Linked DNA regions of Mus musculus: region 1 is linked to region 2. The links are chromatin contacts, found by Hi-C or POLR2A ChIA-PET in ENCODE. All regions are on one chromosome and are shown on one strand. The core of a region is the stretch at or near the end of the contact, and the rest is flanking DNA. Distances in the headings are between cores, read along the strand shown. Region 1 holds the start of Aebp2 (AE binding protein 2). Region 2 overlaps Plekha5 (pleckstrin homology domain containing, family A member 5).

The links. Hi-C counts contacts between places; a loop is a spot of excess contacts on that map. ChIA-PET counts read pairs that join two places held with the same protein, here RNA polymerase II (POLR2A).
Region 1: a loop to region 2 is called in a map of heart, with 2.9 times the contacts of the local background. The contact joins the promoter of Aebp2 here to the enhancer-like site in region 2. A Hi-C loop is called at or near these places in 1 of 37 maps with a recorded cell type or tissue (heart). POLR2A ChIA-PET finds 5 or more read pairs at or near these places in 1 of 5 experiments (Patski).

Annotation. Positions count from the first base shown.
Region 1 is chr6:140,621,746-140,627,763 of GRCm38, forward strand. It overlaps Aebp2 (AE binding protein 2), which reads left to right and starts at 1,757. Exons shown (of 8, transcript NM_001005605.2): 1 at 1,757-2,599. The coding sequence starts at 1,950.
Region 2 is chr6:140,515,700-140,521,011 of GRCm38, forward strand. The region is part of intron 3 of Plekha5 (pleckstrin homology domain containing, family A member 5); the gene reads left to right. Among named protein-coding and RNA genes, the nearest start is that of Plekha5, 94 kb to the left of the region's middle. Within about 2 kb of position 3,457, at least 1 of the 3 ENCODE cell types and tissues checked has a DNase peak (open chromatin) inside an H3K27ac peak, as active enhancers do; it is heart, where a contact is called at or near this core.

The DNA of each region.
Region 1 (6,018 bases), core at 507-3,006, 100 kb after region 2:
TTCTTAGAAGGTGGGGGGAGATAAAAAGATTTGAATTTCCTCTGCTAGGTCAGTCCTAATTTCTAATGTGCCTTAGAGCAGCTGCCACATACACTGAGTCATGCTTTATTCCAGTCCAGTTTGGTGATCCTCAGTCTACAATCCAGGATGACAACACATTCCTGATCTATCTGCAAGAATGACTCTGAAAGTTAGAGTTTGAGGTTAACGCCTGCCAGTGTAGCTACATTGTATATTATCATTTTAATTTTTGCTTTTCCTTGAGGAAACTTTTCTTTTCTTTTTCTTTTTTCTTTTCTTTTCTTTTTTTTTTTTTTTTTTTTTTGAGGATGTTTCCTTCCACTGGGGGAACATTACGTGTGATAGTATGTATCCAAAGGTTAAGGCTGCAACTGTACACTAAGATATTTGTGGGGCGGTTTCCTTGTGGCCCACACTAGTTGGCCTCAAAGTTGCAACAATCCCTTCTAGCCTCATACTACATGTTGTTTCTTTTATTATGTTTATTTTTTAAATTAGGGCAGTGAATTCTAGAAACATGAAAATACTCCACCTGGGGGATCTCTCTCTCTCTCTCTCTTTGTGTGTGAAGATCTACTAAGAATGAATGAGGGAATGCTCTCTGAGACTGCTTCCCCACTCCAGAGCATCAGATGTGCCCCGGAGTCAGGGTGTGATGTGGGCTGCTCACCAGCCTTCCTCATAAACTCCAGGTCTTTATTTTACAAAAAGCTTATTTACAAAGCATTCCCTTACCGAGAAGTTCAGGAAGATGCAATGCTTCCCTAGCTGTAAAGGGAAGGTTTGACTCTTGCCTGGGGATAGGGAGGAGCCTTTCATTAGTAGGAGTAGTAACCTCTTCCCTGCTTTCTTCTTCACACCCTCCCTTTTTGTGAGGCAGGATTTCAGTTTGGCCTGGAACTCGCTATATAGATCAGGCTGGCCTCGGAATCTCGGAGACCCTCCTGCCTCGGCCACCCTAGGGCTGGGGTTAAAGGTGTGCCTTTTAGGTGAGGTACCTGTGTGCACCACCCACCAGACTGGGAGGGAGGCCGGGAGATGTGGTCAGAGCTGCTGGGATTAGACAGTTGTGAGCCGCCTTGTGGGTGCTGCAAACCGACCGCCGGCTCCTCTGGAAGAGCGGTTAGAGCCCTCAACGGCCAGCGCTACACCCCAAGAACTCAGCCTGCCTACAAGTGTCACCCCAGATTTTATTAGAAGCTCCAGGACTTAAAACCTGCGAGGATCTCGAGCCAAAGCAACGCCCGCCTCGTCTGAGCTGCCCTCCTTGGGTCATTGGGACATCGGGACAGGTAAGCAAGCCTGGCTTGCGAGTCAAGCCTCTGCCTCCGCGGTGTGGACATCGGCTCGGCGCTTCAAAAACAAAAAACAAAAAAAAACCGATTTATCGAACTTTCTGCACATGTCTGAGACCTGTCTTTTGAGTATGGCAAGCGCTCAGACGGCCAGACACTTGCTCCACTTACGGCTTCCTTCTACAGGACACCACCTCCCCCGCAAACCACACACACACACTCTCTCTCTCTCTCTCTCTCTCTCTCTCTCTCTCTCTCTCTCTCTCTCTGAGCCGATGCTTCTCCTTCTCTCTGTAGAAGTCCAGGGCTGTGAAAATCCCCACCGACTTCGGGTTTCGAGGGCTCGTCCCGCCTCCGCCCGGAGCGGGAAGGCGTGGGAAGGCCCAAAGAAACTCTGGAGGGGCGGGGCCGCCGCGGCGCGCAGGCGCGCTGCCTCCTCCGCGTGAGTGCGCGCGTTCCGGCGCGTGTCCCCGCGCGGGCTCCGTAGCGCGTGTGCAGCCTGACGCAGCCCCGCGGGCCCTCCTCCCGCTCTGCGGCGGCCGCGCGGAGTTTGGGGCGTGCGGGCGCGGAGCGGGGGGTGGCGGGGGCGAGGAGGCGGCGGCGAGAGGAGGCGGAGGAGCAGCAGGCGCCGCCATGGCCGCCGCGCTCGCCGACATGGCCGACCTGGAGGAGCTCTCCCGCCTCAGCCCGCTGTCCCCCGGCAGCCCCGGGCCCGCGGCGCGCGGCCGGGCCGAGCCGCCGGAGGAAGAGGAGGAGGAGGATGACGAGGAGGCGGAGGCAGAGGCGGTGGCCGCGCTGCTGTTGAACGGGGGAGCGGGCGGCGGCGCGGGGGGCGGCGAGGCGGAGACCATGTCGGAGCCGAGCCCCGAGAGCGCCAGCCAGGCGGGCGGGGACGAGGACGAGGACGAGGAGGACGACGAGGACGAGGGCAGCAGCAGCGGCGGCGCGGAGGAGGAGAGCAGCGCCGAGAGCCTGGTGGGCAGCAGCAGCGGCGGCTGCAGCGGCGACGAGACGCGCTCGCTGAGCCCGGGCGCGGCGAGCAGCAGCAGCGGCGATGGGGACGGGAAGGAGGGCCTGGAGGAGCCCAAGGGACCGCGGGGCGGCCCGGGCGGCCCGGGCAGCAGCGGTGGCGGTAGCAGCAGCAGTAGCGTGGTGTCGAGCGGCGGCGACGAGGGCTACGGCACCGGGGGAGGCGGGAGCAGCGCGACCTCCGGGGGCCGGCGGGGCAGCCTGGAGATGTCGTCCGACGGGGAGCCGCTGAGCCGCATGGACTCGGAGGACAGGTCAGTGCGCCGCCAAGGGGACCCTTCCCGGACCTCGACGAGGGGGACTCAGGGGACTTCTTCCTGATTCGAGGGGACTCTGCGTGGATCCCGTCTAGGGGACTCCTCCCGGACCCCACAGAGGGGACCTAGGGGACTCCTCTTGGACTCCATTGAGCTGACTTCCTTGCCCGATCCCCTCCCATCTCCTGGACCCTTTGGCCCAGCGCGGGGCGGGGGGCGGGGGGGACCCTTCTAGCAGCGATCCCTTGCTCTGTAGATTCCCGGGCTCCGCCGAGGGGACCGAGGGGACTTTCTCGCCGCAGTCCTTTCCGTTTCTTGCTTCTCCTTCCCTGCCCCGCCCGCCTGCCCACCTTGGGAACGGCTTCGCCGGAATCTCCCCTGCCCCAGACTCTGGGACCCCAGACCTGGGGACTTTCTCTCCGGGATCTCCCGCCCCCTGATTCTCAGCCCCTCCCCCCCAGATCTCAACTTGGAAATCCCGGGCGGCCGCCGCGCCCCTCTTGCCGCTGAGCGGCTTCCAACTCCTCACCATCCCCCCTCAACTCTCCTTTCCCCACCCTCCTTTCCTCGGCGCGCGGTTCTCCTTTCGGATCGAAGGACGACTCTGTCCCGGAGACAGCCCCCCCAAAATGGCCCAGACGCCCCAGCCGAGCTCCAGAGGCCCTTGATGTACACCTCGGTACACAAGGTTAGCTTCGTGCATCGGTGTTCGGGAACACTTGTCAGAACTGCAATTGACAAGTGTTTTCCAATATGGCTGGTCTCCTGGAACTCACAGAACTAACTTGTGCAGGGAGGAGACCCCCACCCCTGGCTTTGCTTTACTTTTAAAAAGAACTGCTGGTCCGTTATGTGTAATCTCTGCTTCTCAGATCCCTCACATCTGTCAGTTATATCATCTCAGGGGATTTGAGTTTTGGTCATCAAATCTGAGGGACCAAGTTTAAAACACAGAAAGAGCATTGTGGAAAGGAACAGTAGATTTGAATTGATGTCCTTTACAGTTGCTTTGCTGAATCGGAAATAATTGGGAGTCACAAGATACAGGCGTGCAGGTTTAAAAAAGTAGACTGTGGCTTACAAAAGCACCATTATATATACAGTGGTACTAAGATGTGGGAGTCACATCCCCCGTGGTGACTTTTTTTTTGCAGTCATGTATGGGGAGGTATCTGGAGTAATTGCCACTGTTCTAGATAGTACATTTAAGAAATGTATGTTTTGGTTGCTGCTCTAATTTTTGATTGTAAAATTTCATAATCGAAGTTGATTTTTAATCCAAAGAACCTCATGCTTAATGTTCCTAAGGTACATTAGCATTTACTTTTGACCACCTGCTAGTTTTTGAAGATTAGAATTTATAAGTCAATAGTGATTTCTCACCGTGGGTTGTGTTTGGGGTTAGGGGGAAGGGTGTCGGCCTAATATAACCCAGTTGCTCTTTCTTGAGAATTCAACCTTACCTACCTTCGCCCCTCACCACGGCATCCTTGGACTTTGCTTTGGTTTGAAGTTACAGCACCCTGAGGTCTTTAGGGATTCTGGTTGCCAACAAAGATGAGCGCATTCCTAGTCAGTGATAAGGGATGAGCAAAGATGAGCACGTTCCTAGTCAGTGATAGGGACTGCCTGGAAAAACCTCAGGAATTCTTTTCGACACTTTAAAACTGAGATAAGTAACTACTTGCTCTTTCTCCAACAATCTTTACGACAGAGGTTCACTTTGTAGCCCAGGCTGGTCTGGGATTCACAGAAATAAATCCTCAGCCTCCCAAATTCAGTGTCCACCTAGTATCTAATCTACCACAAGAACCGAATGGGTGTAAATCAGACTGCTCCTTAGGAAAACCTAGAAAGGTTGTGCTAAACTGTAGATGTGGTTGGGGAGGCCAGTATCTTTAAGAGACCCTGTGGCACAGCCTGTTTTGGGGGCTGCTGTGTGCTGCTGGAAGCTGTCACTTTGTTCAGGTAAAATCGAGGCTGTCCTTCAGAGACACTGCTGACTCCAACTCCACATGAAGCACGTACTGTTATTCATCATCATGCATGTTTGCCATGTCACCCTCATGTTGATGATGCACGAGAGGGGGTGTTTTAACGTCCATTAAGCTATGGAAACAAACGAGTGTCTCACAGAAAATAGCATTGGGAGAGATGCAGCTGGGTGTGAACAAGGTCCGCACCTCCAGTACTCTCAGAAGAACTTGGAATAGTTCACTTTATTTCATCTTTAAGGAAGGGTTTATTTTGGTTCATAGTTCTAGGGGCAGCGGGTAGGGTGGGGTGGGATGGGAAGGTTCAAATCCACCCTGATTCGGAAATACTTGGAACATGTAGGAAGGCATTGGGGCAGGAGCAGGAAGCTGGCTGGTCACATTATGTCCATGCTGTGAGATTGAGCATGGCAAGAGCCTGTGAGTTTCTTCTTTTTTTTTTCCCTTTGTCTTTTTTTGGGGGCGGGGGGGGGGGGCAACTCTGTCTATGTAGTCCAGGCTGGCCTCAAGCTCAGGTCGGTTTGCTTCTTTCTGCTGCACAACAGAGAAAGCTTGGACTGGGTCCCATCTACCGTTAGACCTTTGAGATGTCCCTTGGGGAGCTGTCCACACCATGGTTTGGGGGGCCGGAGGATCAAGTCCTTCATGGAAGAGGACAGTGCGACTGCAGTGGCTTACAGCTCTGGCTTAGAATAGTTCACCTGAAATAATAAGTGGTATGTGTTTCAGAGTTGTCCTCACCCCCCACCCTCTCCATTACTTTCAGGGGACAGTGAATTTCTGGTTAAACAATTGTTAAGTAATTTGGTTTGATTTGGTATTGGATATCAATTTTGACATAACTCAATGAAGAGTAGTATGGGTATTAAGTACAGATAAGGTTAAACAAGCATGCTTGCTTCCTTTTTTCCTTTAATTTATTAACATTTATTTATTGGTGTATGTGTGTACACCAGGTGCAGTACAAAATTCAAGGGGGACTTGTTCTCTCCAGCTTGTGTGATCTGTATGAACTCAGGGCAGCCGGCTTTACAGGAAATGCATTTACCAGCTCAACCACTTCACTGGCCCATTCTTGCTTTCTTAATGCTTTTAAACATTGGAAGCTGAAAAAAAAATGCTATTGTGGTGATCATTTCGGGGTAGTAGCTTTTTCATCTGTGTGAGGAACCCTTAATAGTGAAATTGTGAAATACCTCTTGTTGGCTTTGAGTTTTATGATTCGGAGTTAAAGATCCTTTATTTATTTATTTATTTATTTATTTATTTATTTATTTATTTATTCATTTATTTATTTATTTATTTATTTATTTATTTATTTGACATAGTCTGTCTCTGGTTTAGCCTGGCTTGGTATTCACTCTGACCTAGGCTAGCCTCCAACTCCTGACAGCCTTCAGTCTCCTGAATGTTGGGATTGCA
Region 2 (5,312 bases), core at 2,207-4,706:
ACAGCGTGGTGTGTGAGCCTCCTTTGTCGTCCGGAAGCTCCTTTAGCTACAGGTTCTTGCCAGTCTTACAGACGGGCTGTGTTTATGCTGCACATATTGGAGCTCCTGAAGCCACCCCACTGATGTTTATGACAGCATGCTTTTCCTAAGGTTCAGTAGCAGTTTTGATTTCAACATGTTAAGAATAGATGTTTTATATGGGGGAAAGGCAATAATTCTTAATAAATAATATGTCCTGCTTCAATTTTATATGACAAATAAAGATAATTTACTGTATATATTTTATATGAATAACATTTTATGTTATAAGATTCCAAATTTAAGGACTAGGTTGCTGCCTTAGCAGTATAGTATATTTTACTACATATTTGGAAGCATAGAAGTAGGGTTTCAAGTTCATTTTATTTAGCTTGACAGCTTTAAGAGTCAGTTCCTTTTTCCCTGAACTTATTGAATTTTTCAGCTTCCACCTAAGATTCTGCCCAAAGCTAGAAAATTTAGGAAGTGCTGTATATGGAAAAGTTATGAATATTTCTATTCCCTTTAAAAATTTATCATGAATTCACTTAAAATAGTTTAAGATGCTTTAAAGCCTGAATTTTAAACCAAACCAGTGCCTTGGTTACTATGGTCCCATGCCTGGAACAGATGAGGCACTCAGTTGAGACAAAGATGGGTTTGAGGCATTATGACATCAGAGGTCATTGGCTGCTACCAAAGTGCAAGTGAGAGGAATCTACTGTGACTTCCTTTTGAATGAATAGGCAGTTAACTCTGACAAAAGATGGTAAACATAGCTGTAGGGAGACGACTTAGAATGAACCTCAAAGTTTCCTTGGCTCTAAAGTAGACGATGTACCTGGCGAGAGTTTGTGTGGTAACCTCAGATGACTAGCTCAGCCCTTTTCAGGCTTAAACTATATATTTTGTTCTCTTGTGATGAGCAAAACTAAACATTGGGCACATTGGCTAATTAATAACATGTCGGCATACATAACTAAGTTTCTAAGTGAGTTAAGTGAGAGAGGAGAATTGCCTCAACCTCTGTATTAGAGAGGTTCTATCTTACTGTGAACTTGGAAGCCTGCACACTCCAACTGAGGGTCAGTGCCTCCAGACACAGGCCCTGCCTTAAGCCCCTGCCTCCCCTGGGCGCACACAGCTGCCTGCCCATGTGCTAGTTGTTTATCTGCTTAAGGAAGTGGCTCTTTGGGTTGGATTTTTATCCCACTCTTGCCCTGGGTGCTGCATAGCAGCAATTACTTGTTGACTAAACTGAACAGTAAGTGCTTGGGTAAGTCTCTGCTGTCCATATTTTGTCTATAGGTAGGTAGGTACTCCTTGTCACTGTTTACTTATATTTGAGGCTGTGTTGCTAGTGCTCATTGAATGAATAAAAAAACAGAAGCATTTTCTGTGTAAAGAATGATGCATTCTTTTTAAAGAGAATTGAGCTTGTTTCACGTGGGTATTATTTGACTTAATTCTCATGAAATAATTGTTTCAACACAGCTGTGTAGTTTCTAAAAATAAGTACATAGAGTGGAGAGAATAGACAAGTTAAGAAGCTAGAGAGTTGGCTTAGTGGTTAAGAGCAGTGGCTGCTCTTCCAGAGGACCCAAGACTGGTTATCAGCATGGTCCCTCAAAACCATCTATAGCTCCAGTTCCAAGGAATGCACCTCCCTCTGCTGGCAGCCTCAGGCACTGCGTGCACCTGGAACACTCAAATACAATCAATGCACATACAATTTTCAAGTATTGTAAAAGAATAGGTAAATTAAGTCATTAGCATTTTCTGTTTGAACTGAATTATTTACTTTGTCAATTTGACTCTTAAAAAGAATGGCTTCATCTACAGTAGAGCTGTTGGGCTACTTCAAATTGTGGTAGCTTACATGTGGGTCAGAAGTAGGTTCCATGTCTAAAGAGATAAGGTGTAAGAACTAGCGCCTGAACTTGGCTCTTTCTAGCTTGCTGTTAGCGTCCTTCCCATTGGTACGCTAAATATCTATTTAATCTATGCTACTACAGAATATTGCTAATTAGCGTTCTTTAGGGAGTGGTAGAGTTGTCTGAATTCATGAAATTACAGGTTATATACTTTTAATGCTACATTATTGCTTTTAAATGACAAATGGAATATTCTTGCATGTTTCTAGTTGAGCTTTATAAAGTCCCACCTACCCTGGGACTTTTGTGACAATACTTTTGTACAGGTTTTGTTGCCTTTTTTTGAATTATCTTTTAAAGAGCTGTAATATACCCTGTAATCATTTTTATTTTGCTATGTGACTTTGCATATACTCTTTCCACTCTAGAGCACTCTACAATAAATTTTAAGCGTAGGCCATATTATTAGTGTTCCTTGTTCATTAAATTATAATTGTCTATGTCATTTTATTTCAAAGTAAAGATGGTGACAGTAGCCAGAAATCTTTTAAAGCAAGGAAGTACCCAGTTGTATTTGCTTTTAGTAACTAATTCTTCTAGCACTCTACTTCAGTCACTATTTGGTAAGGACTATCTTACACTCGTTAATATGCCTCGATGTCACCAAAGACTTTCCTTATAGAATGACAGAGGTTGTGTGTTTTGTTGTTTTTCTTTGGTGTACATTTTATAGTTGTATAGTATGAAGAATGGATAGGAGACAATGAGGTAGATTAAGGTACTATCTAAAATGTCTAGGGAATCAGATAAATATGTGGCATATAACAGGTATACAAATGTATTTGATAAATTACAAATAATATTTAAGAAGTAGATAAACTCCTCTGAATGTCCAGTGGATGTAGTTCCATTGTCAGACTGTTCTGTGTAAGTACAGACCTTGACCATCTCCCTTTCTGCCCCTAAGGGAACCTCAGAGGCTACTCAGCCTCTCTCAGTACAGCTGTAGCTGAAATCTTACAGGCTGTCTGTTCTCATAGCGTGATCTCTAGCCACTACAAAAATAACATGGCTTAGTACTTTTATACTTGGCCTAAAATTAGTTTGAATTTTTACGACCATCTTAAATTAATATTTCTGTCTTAACCATACAATGCTAGCTATTCTTTTTATTAAGATAAACATCCTAAGTCAGATTCACCCAAGTTGCCTGCAGGCAAAAAGACATGTTAAAATCATTTTAGTCTCTTGTGCCCTTAATTTACCAAGTGGTCTGAGGTGTAGCCCTGTCGTGACACCTGGGAGGATGTGACAGGAACATTTTGTCTTTAACTAGCTTGGTGCTAATTGATTTATTCTTGAGTTACTTCAGAATTATTTAGAATCTATCCTAAGAGTTTATTTTTATAGGTATATGTAAAGTACATGCTATTTTTATTTTTAAAAGGGTTTTCACAGGGCAGTTTATACAGTCTCTGGCGTGTGCGCCCTTCGACTCTGCAGTGTTGTAGCTCTGGTCGGAAAGGAGTGTTCAGCCTCCTCTTGGCTGGCTGCAGTACGCTTGAGATTTCCCACCCAGCGTTAGGCCCCCGTCGTGCTTAGGCAGAGCCAGATTTTCAGCTCCTGTCGCTGTGATGCATGCCTTGGGGTTGGTGGTGGCATTTGTACTCGGTGGTACCTGTGATAAGGGAATGTGACATGGTGTTTCTAAATCTGCTGCGGTGTTCATTTTTATTGGAGCAGCTGACTAAGGGGGAAGATCACGGAGCTTCAGGGCATGGAAGATAGAAAGGCATTGGGTGTAAATGGAATTGGAATTCGAGGTTTCATGATGACTTTGTGTGGAAGTGGTGTTGCTGAGGCAGAGAGCAGAGGAGCCCCAGTCAGGCCGCATGTGCCCTGGCCAGCACTCCCTGTCACTGCAGTTCTTAAGAGAATGACTTCTGAGCAAATTGTGCTGTGTGCTCTGGGTGCCATTGCACCAGATGGTGAGGGCAGAGCCAAAAATGTCACTGGCTGGTAAGTCAGGGAAGGAGACTGTGGAAGGAGCATAGCAGCCTGCTGGAAGGCAGCCTGGCCTGGGGAGGGCCTCTTCTCCCTGTTCTGGTGATGCAGTGTAACTGATCAGCCCACCTCAGAGTGCAGGCCCCGGTCCCTAGTGCAGCAAAGCAGCTGGGTTCCATGGCCCCTTCTGTCGCTGTGAGAGTCGGCACTAGTGATGTCTGTGCATCTTGCCGTGTGAGGAGCAAAATAAAGTCTTCACATGCAATGTCTCCCAGACATTGTTTTCTCAGTGTGGAGAGAAGGGTGCGAAGGGGTTAAGTCGTGCCTCCGGAGACTGCATGGCAGGTCACTGGTCCCCGAGGTTAAGCAGCACGTCTGGAAGTGCTTAGGACTGAGTTGCAAGTGGCACTTAGAACTGAATGTGGGGACAGGAAATGTATACTTCTCATGTTCTTAAACAATTACATCTTTGAATTGCTAACCCTGTGGTGGTTTTCCACATAACCAAGGCCTAAGAATTGGCTTTCTCTCAAGAGAATCTGGGTACTTCGGGTTTTCTTCTTTTTTGTTCCTAAAATATTGAGTTTAATTGTAGGCCCAGTTTCCTATGCTAGCGTATTTTTAGTTTGTAAATAAGTTGTTAAAACAGTCATTATGGCAGTCAGATTTCAAAATAATATTTTCCTTCTGTTTATTAAAATGAAAATAAATAGCTTACTATATAAAGCATTAGTGAATTTTCCATTTAGTAATAATAGAAACATTATTTTAAGTCAGTATAAAAGTCATCAATTTAATAACTAACAGGCATGTTTTTTAAAAGCTAATTAGATTTGATTGTCAATGATGGTAGTTACCGAATGACTTCTATGGACAAAACTCTCCCCAGCATCACATCAAGCCTTGTGCTGTCTTGTGTTGCAGCCGTGAGCTGTAAACTGAAATGGAAAAACACACGAGCTCTGGTACTCTTTTGGTTGAGTACATGTGTGCACAAGATGAGTTGCAAGCACACCTTTGAGCTGCTGGCTGCGGGTATCTTACCTTCCCGCGAAGCACAGCAGCTTCCGTGGTTCACAAGCCCCCTGCCTTCTGCTCTCAGGAATGTGGTAACTTGTGGATCAGGCCCTTGTAAAAGTCCAAGGCACATGGCTTTGTCACTCGGGCCAAACCTCACTGTGCAATCTGTTTCCTTACTCTGAATAAGATCCCTCTCTTTGCCTTGAGAGGACTCAGGTCATGTGGGCTCACATCGCAACTTAATAACAGAAATAAAATCTTTTGGACAGTTTTCTAAAAACATACTTTTCTCTTTTTTTACTTTTTCCATAGTGAGTATATTTCCAACTTTGTTGCCAGTTACATAAACCCCTGCCTAATAAGCTCACTTTGCTTAGGGGTCGTCTATCACTCCCG